Linked DNA regions of Homo sapiens: region 1 is linked to region 2. A link is a loop called in an ENCODE intact Hi-C map of the cell type or tissue named here. Cell type or tissue: endothelial cell of umbilical vein. All regions are shown on one strand. Each heading gives the region's core, and the rest is flanking DNA. Links, peaks and the distances in the headings are about the cores only. Region 1 overlaps WDR7 (WD repeat domain 7). Region 2 overlaps ONECUT2 (one cut homeobox 2).

The links. Hi-C counts contacts between places; a loop is a spot of excess contacts. Peaks named below come from ENCODE experiments on the same cell type or tissue, not always from the same donor. Only the 100,000 strongest peaks of a DNase experiment are listed, where the experiment ranks them.
Region 1: it touches region 2 in a loop (12-fold over the local background); 8 of 110 quality-filtered maps call a loop at or near these places.

What each region holds. Positions count from the first base shown.
Region 1 is chr18:56,788,325-56,791,134 of GRCh38, reverse strand. All of the region lies in intron 19 of WDR7 (WD repeat domain 7), which reads right to left. Among named protein-coding and RNA genes, the nearest start is that of WDR7, 140 kb to the right of the region's middle. In endothelial cell of umbilical vein, for the core only: a CTCF peak has its summit at 1,359; a DNase peak (open chromatin) is centred at 1,814; H3K27ac peaks cover 1,595 bases.
Region 2 is chr18:57,445,270-57,448,079 of GRCh38, reverse strand. All of the region lies in intron 1 of ONECUT2 (one cut homeobox 2), which reads right to left. Among named protein-coding and RNA genes, the nearest start is that of ONECUT2, 11 kb to the right of the region's middle. RefSeq lists a cis regulatory region at 1,852-1,863 and enhancers at 1,786-1,930, 1,729-2,023. In endothelial cell of umbilical vein, for the core only: a CTCF peak has its summit at 1,502 (motif pointing right); no DNase peak of the experiment used is centred there.

The sequences.
Region 1 (2,810 bases), core at 140-2,639, 660 kb after region 2:
TGATTATAGCATGGACATTGACTGTCAAAACAATTTTTTAAAACAAGCAATAAAATAAGTGGTTGTGGTTATTTTCATCTCTAAATCAAGGAAAATATTTTCAAGTGATAGGTAAGTTTTACAGAACAAACACAGAAAATTTGTACAGAAAAATTACAAAAACACTAAGTACTGTTACAGATGACTGGGTTGGCATTTAACAGGCTGAAAGAAACCAGATCAATCTCAATCTTGCTGGGGTCAATTCAGGTGCTCAAACAAATAAAAAAAAAATTTTTCTTTATGTTTGTGTACTAGAGGTGCTAAAATATTAACCAAGTCTGCAAATGTCATGCACGATGAAACCATTTATAAATATTAAAACATATTTAAAATACATATTTGTATCAAAATCTGGTTAATAAAAACAGATAGCAGATGTAATATATCATTAGGACAATATCACTAAGGAAAAATAAAATATAAAATACCATACTTCCCCCACAAAAAAAAGCAGGAAGAGAAAGAATGGATTAAGCAAGATATTTAGGTATAATTTGATCATTTTAATCCCAGAATTTATAAACAATACTAGAACAAAATCTATCATTAGCTAATATAATAAAAATATTACAGGTAAAATAGGTTAATATAATTTTCTTGCAATGACTTTAAATTACTGTTTTCCTTCCAATCCGTAAGATCTATTCTGTCATATGCAGATCACAAGGCCAAACAAAAAAACAAGGCAAATACACATACCATCCAATCAACATAAAGAGATAAGAAAATCAGAAACAGGGTACAAAATTATAAATGCCTCACAATCCAATCAAAATTGGATTTCTATATGCATATTCAGTGTCTAAGTGGTAAAACATCACAAGATTATCAACTCAGCTTTTTGCTCTATAAAAACAAGTTGGACATGACTCTGAGTATCTGTACTGGAATACCATGTGCTAGAATAAAGAAAATTTATATTTAAAAGCTTACGAGACACTTGTTCTATTACAAAGACACGTTCCGGTATTCATGTGCAGTGTTTTGTAAAGTACTTTATTTCCATTAGCATTATAAATTTTTGTTCTTCAGCAAATCAGCTACAGAATAATGGCACAAATCAATATTGTACTCTTCACAGAAACTAATATTAGGTCATTTATTATAGCAAAGGCCACTAGAATCTCAGCTAAAGGTATATCAGGCATTTCCATTTGAACACCATTTTTTAAAATGAATGTGTCACAGGCTGAATGAGTGTTTTCTTTTATAAAACAGTCCTCTTAGACTTAAGTATGTACAACTTCTTAAAGCAGATGGTAAGTGAACACCTCTAAGAAAGTCAGCTACGCCTCCTAGGGGCCTTGCCACCAACTACAACTATAGGAGAGGTAATGAATTTCTGCACTGAAGGTATAAAGATAGGGAGAGACTTGTGAATGAGAAAAGGGGGACATGAAGAAAGATCTAAAGTTATTTCAAAGCCTTTCAAGCCCAGCAGTTTTGCCTCAGGGGCCTAAGTGGGATGAGAGAGAGAGAGGCAGGTGAAAATCACACTGGATGGACTCCCCCATCTCCTCACTGCTATACAAGGGACATGTGATTGAATTTCCACATGCTTCACTCCTTGCTTTGTTCCACAAAATGGCAAACTGTCATGGGGTTTCTACTGACATCCTGAGCGCAGGCTGTTGGCTCCATTGTTAGAGGACCGCTTGTGCGGAGGAGTTCCCTGGTAGCAGGAAGTGACTTCATCCTGCGGAGCTCCTAACATACAGAATTAACTTGATAACAGGGAATTTTCTGTTTATTACTTAGAAGTAAAGTCTAAATAACCAATCCATCCAAGAATACTTTCATTTTTAATTTGCCACTTGACTAATGTTCAAGACTTATTAAAAAGATAAAAGAAAACTCACGAGAATATTAAATGTTAACTCAAAGAACCCAAGTCACATGGAACGAATTTCCCTTTTAGATAGTCATGACTGATTAAGAACAAATTCCATTGTTATTCCATTAGGTTAGTGGCCAAATATAGATAAGTAGAACAGTTTAATGCTGCTAAATACGTGATCAGTCTAGAGCGCTTAAAATTAAGCTCAATAGCTCTGACTCTCTGGAAGAAAAAAGAGGAACAAATCTCTCAGGTCCCAATGAAACACTGCAAACAGATACACTACGGATACAGTGTGCTTTGCATAATATAGTTTGTCTTAGACAAACTCTTTCTGCCTCACAATATAAAGTATCACACAGAAGTAGTTTTCATATATATCACTCAGTCATAATTTAGTACTTCCCCTTCTAATCACAATGCATAATCATTTCCAATTGGCTTTGTGAACACTATAAGACAACTATTACAAATATTTTTGAAGAAACCTCATCCTTTAGTTTTAGCTGGTTCATAAAACAGGCATTACAAAAGGGGTATTTTAGAATTATTGAGTTCTTCATGAGTAACTTTCCCGTTCTTTCACCAATTAGAATACTCTTGCTCAAAAAGAAAAGACATCCAGAATACCACAAAGGAGATAGGAAAGTAGTCCAGCAAGCAGAAAGTGAGGAACCAAGAGGGACAGCACAGGGTGCTTACCTAAAGCTTAGGTATATTTTTATCAGAGAGCTCTTATTCTTAGCCAGTTTACTCTTATTTTACATTTAACTCAAGCTTGGTTGCCTGGCATCCACACCCCTACAACACTAGAAACAGTAAATTCGAAATCAGGGTAAAAGCTGCTAAAGGTGAAAGGTAGCAGCCCAATAGCAATAAAAATTGGTAACAATTACTAGACAATAAAAAAGAGGAGGAAGGAAAATTAGTA
Region 2 (2,810 bases), core at 269-2,768:
TAAAACCAGAAATAAAGCAAAGCAACTGATTGAAAAAGGCCAGAGTCAGGGGTCAGTGCCTACTGTCAGTTCTCACCCTGGCCAGTGCCATATGACTCCACTGTGTGGCCTGGAGGAAGTCACTCAACATCTCTGGCCCTTCGTAGGGGGTCAGGGACAGAAGCAGTGGCAAGGTTTTCATTAAAAAGAGCCTCATCACTAGACTCTCAAGAAATCAAATCCAGTTTCTAGATTTATCGAAGGTGGTGATGCTCCACAGTTGGTTCTCCTTGTGACATTACTGCTGCTATAATGTGAGAATATTGTTTAATATAATAAAAGTCATGCTTTCAAAAATCAGGAGCATGCATCTGGGGAAACAAAAGCATCCGTTTGTGTATACCTGGGGGGTGGGGCGTGGGGGCAGGCAGACAGTAACACTTGAAAGGAAATCCTAAATCTAAAACATCCCGTTGAGGGTGGCAATCATGCCTGCAGAAGGCAGCAACATGGAGAAAAATAGTTCAATCCCCCGCCCCCCAGCGGTGGTAATGCTCTTCCTCTTCAGAGGGAAAGTCTTTCAGCATCTTTTGTCTTCTCACCCAGATGCCGCCTCCTCTTCCCTTTATTATCGCTGATCTCACACAGAGAGCTGAAAAGCCACAGGGCTCCAGAGGAAAATATGAGGCCCTGCACTGGGGCGCTGAGACCTACAGAGCTGGAGATACTGGTCAGGCTCTTGCCTGGATTTAACCGCAGTAGAGGGTCCATCTCCAATTCGCTCAAACAGCGTTCCTCCATGGCGCTGTTCGTGGTGCTGAAGCCTGCGCCGGGGCGTGGAGGCAGCAACCCACCCACAGGCGCTCTGCTACCAGGGGCTCCAGGCAGGGGTCCATGTGAAGCAAGTGTGGAAATAGCTGCCACCCACAGAGCTACAGCCAGCTCCACAGTCTGGCTCGAAGTCTAGCTCACTGGCTCACTTCTTTGCAATTGCAAAACGGCTGGTTCACTTTTTCTCTTTCCAGGGGATTTCACAAAGCCTAAACTCGAGTTTGCTGATTTGGCATATCTCTTTCTCGATGTCCTCCCTGTAGATGCTAATTCTCTCCCATCCTCTCTCCTTTGTACAATATTTTATCTTTGCAGAACACCTTACAGTTGGCACAGCCCTCACTGGCACAATCAACGGAGCCATTTTTCTTCCACACATAATCATTCGTTTTCCCTCCCACGGCTATTTTTTGCTTTCTTTGCTTCTCTTCCCCCAAGCACAGTCCAACTAAGCAGGAGACTATTACCTCAATGTGCAGGATGGGCAAATCACCTCACCTATGACAGCAGAACTGTTGATTTCTCCTTGGCAATGAATTAGAAGAGGCAGAGGTTACAGTTTCAAAGGACCAGGAAAAAGCCCTTTAAGCTACTTCTAGGAAGATAATGCTTGCATGGGTAGTGATCTGCAGGGTGGGGAATGGGGACAAGGATATTAGGAACAAAGTGAAGGAAGGGGCTTGGACCTTGTGGAAGGTGCAGGGCTTAGTGCAGTTAGAAGACTCCCGGCAGGTGGCACTCTAGTTCACCTGCTGGCGGTGGAAGCCCTGACTGTGCTCCCCGACTCCACTTGAAACCTTTCTTCCACCAAACAGCCCCCCAGCCATGTTTGGAGGTCTGTCTTCCCCTTGATCCAAGCACTTATCAGAACTATATTCCTGCTAAAAGCACCGTTTGCACAATTCTGTTTACTGTAATGCACAGTAATGAAGAGAACATAAATAGAAAATAGAGGGGCAGTGGGGGGATTTTCTGTATGTGTGTGATTGATGGTGCTCAGATCAAAACTGTTTAATCATCAAAACATGATTCAGCAGTTGGGAAATGTAAACAAGTTGTGCAATTGCTTGCTTTAGTCAAAACTCTGGAAAGGGCCCAGAGGGCTGGCCCGAGCCCCTGGGAGGGCAGTGCCAGCAGGATGCGACCCCAACCTTCCTACCAGGGCAGAGCTGCTATGCCTACAGACTGACTGGCGTGACCTTTGGCTTTTGCAGCACACAAGCAGTTGGGCCGGGGTTAATGGCACTTTGCAGGGAGCTCCAATTGAGTAAACAAAAAATGCCTTGCCCTGTTCTAATGGAGCACATTATTCTGAGGCCTAAGCCTTCATCCAGGCTCCTGCAGCTGCTCTGCAGGTCAGTGCTACCAATAAAGCAATTAGCCAATGAGAAAACTCTTCTTCCCCGAGGGGGACTCCAGGGTATTGCTGCAGTTACTGTGCTTTGCTTTGGTTTTTTAAACAAGTGATCCAAGTTGATCTGAGCCTTTTACATCAGACTCTAGGATGAAGACAGTGAAATTGTGTTTGCTGAGTGTGATATTTTAAGGGACTGATCCCTTGTTCAACACAGCCTGGAGAGCTCACTGCTTCCTGTTCAATTAACCTGAACCATAGCTGAACTCTGCCCTTTGAACTCGCTCAGCAGATAAATACATTAGCTCACCTACGAAATCATTAATATTTTTCAATCACATAAAACAAACATGAATGTACAAAAACAACCCAAGAGATAGCCAATTAGAAACAGGTCATGTACCGTGTTGAAAAAAATCACAAATGGATGTTATTTAGACAGGAAAAAAGGATCAGGGAAGAAATGAAATGGATTGTGCCGATGGTTCTGGAGGCAAATGAGACTTACATTTTCATATCTACAAGCAAGAGGGATACTGAGCAATATCTGGCAATTCCTATTGCGTCTACTCTGCTCCACAACAAAAGTTCTACCCGTTGCTTCCCACATCCAGCAGAACACAAAAACTCCAAATCCTCTCTCTTT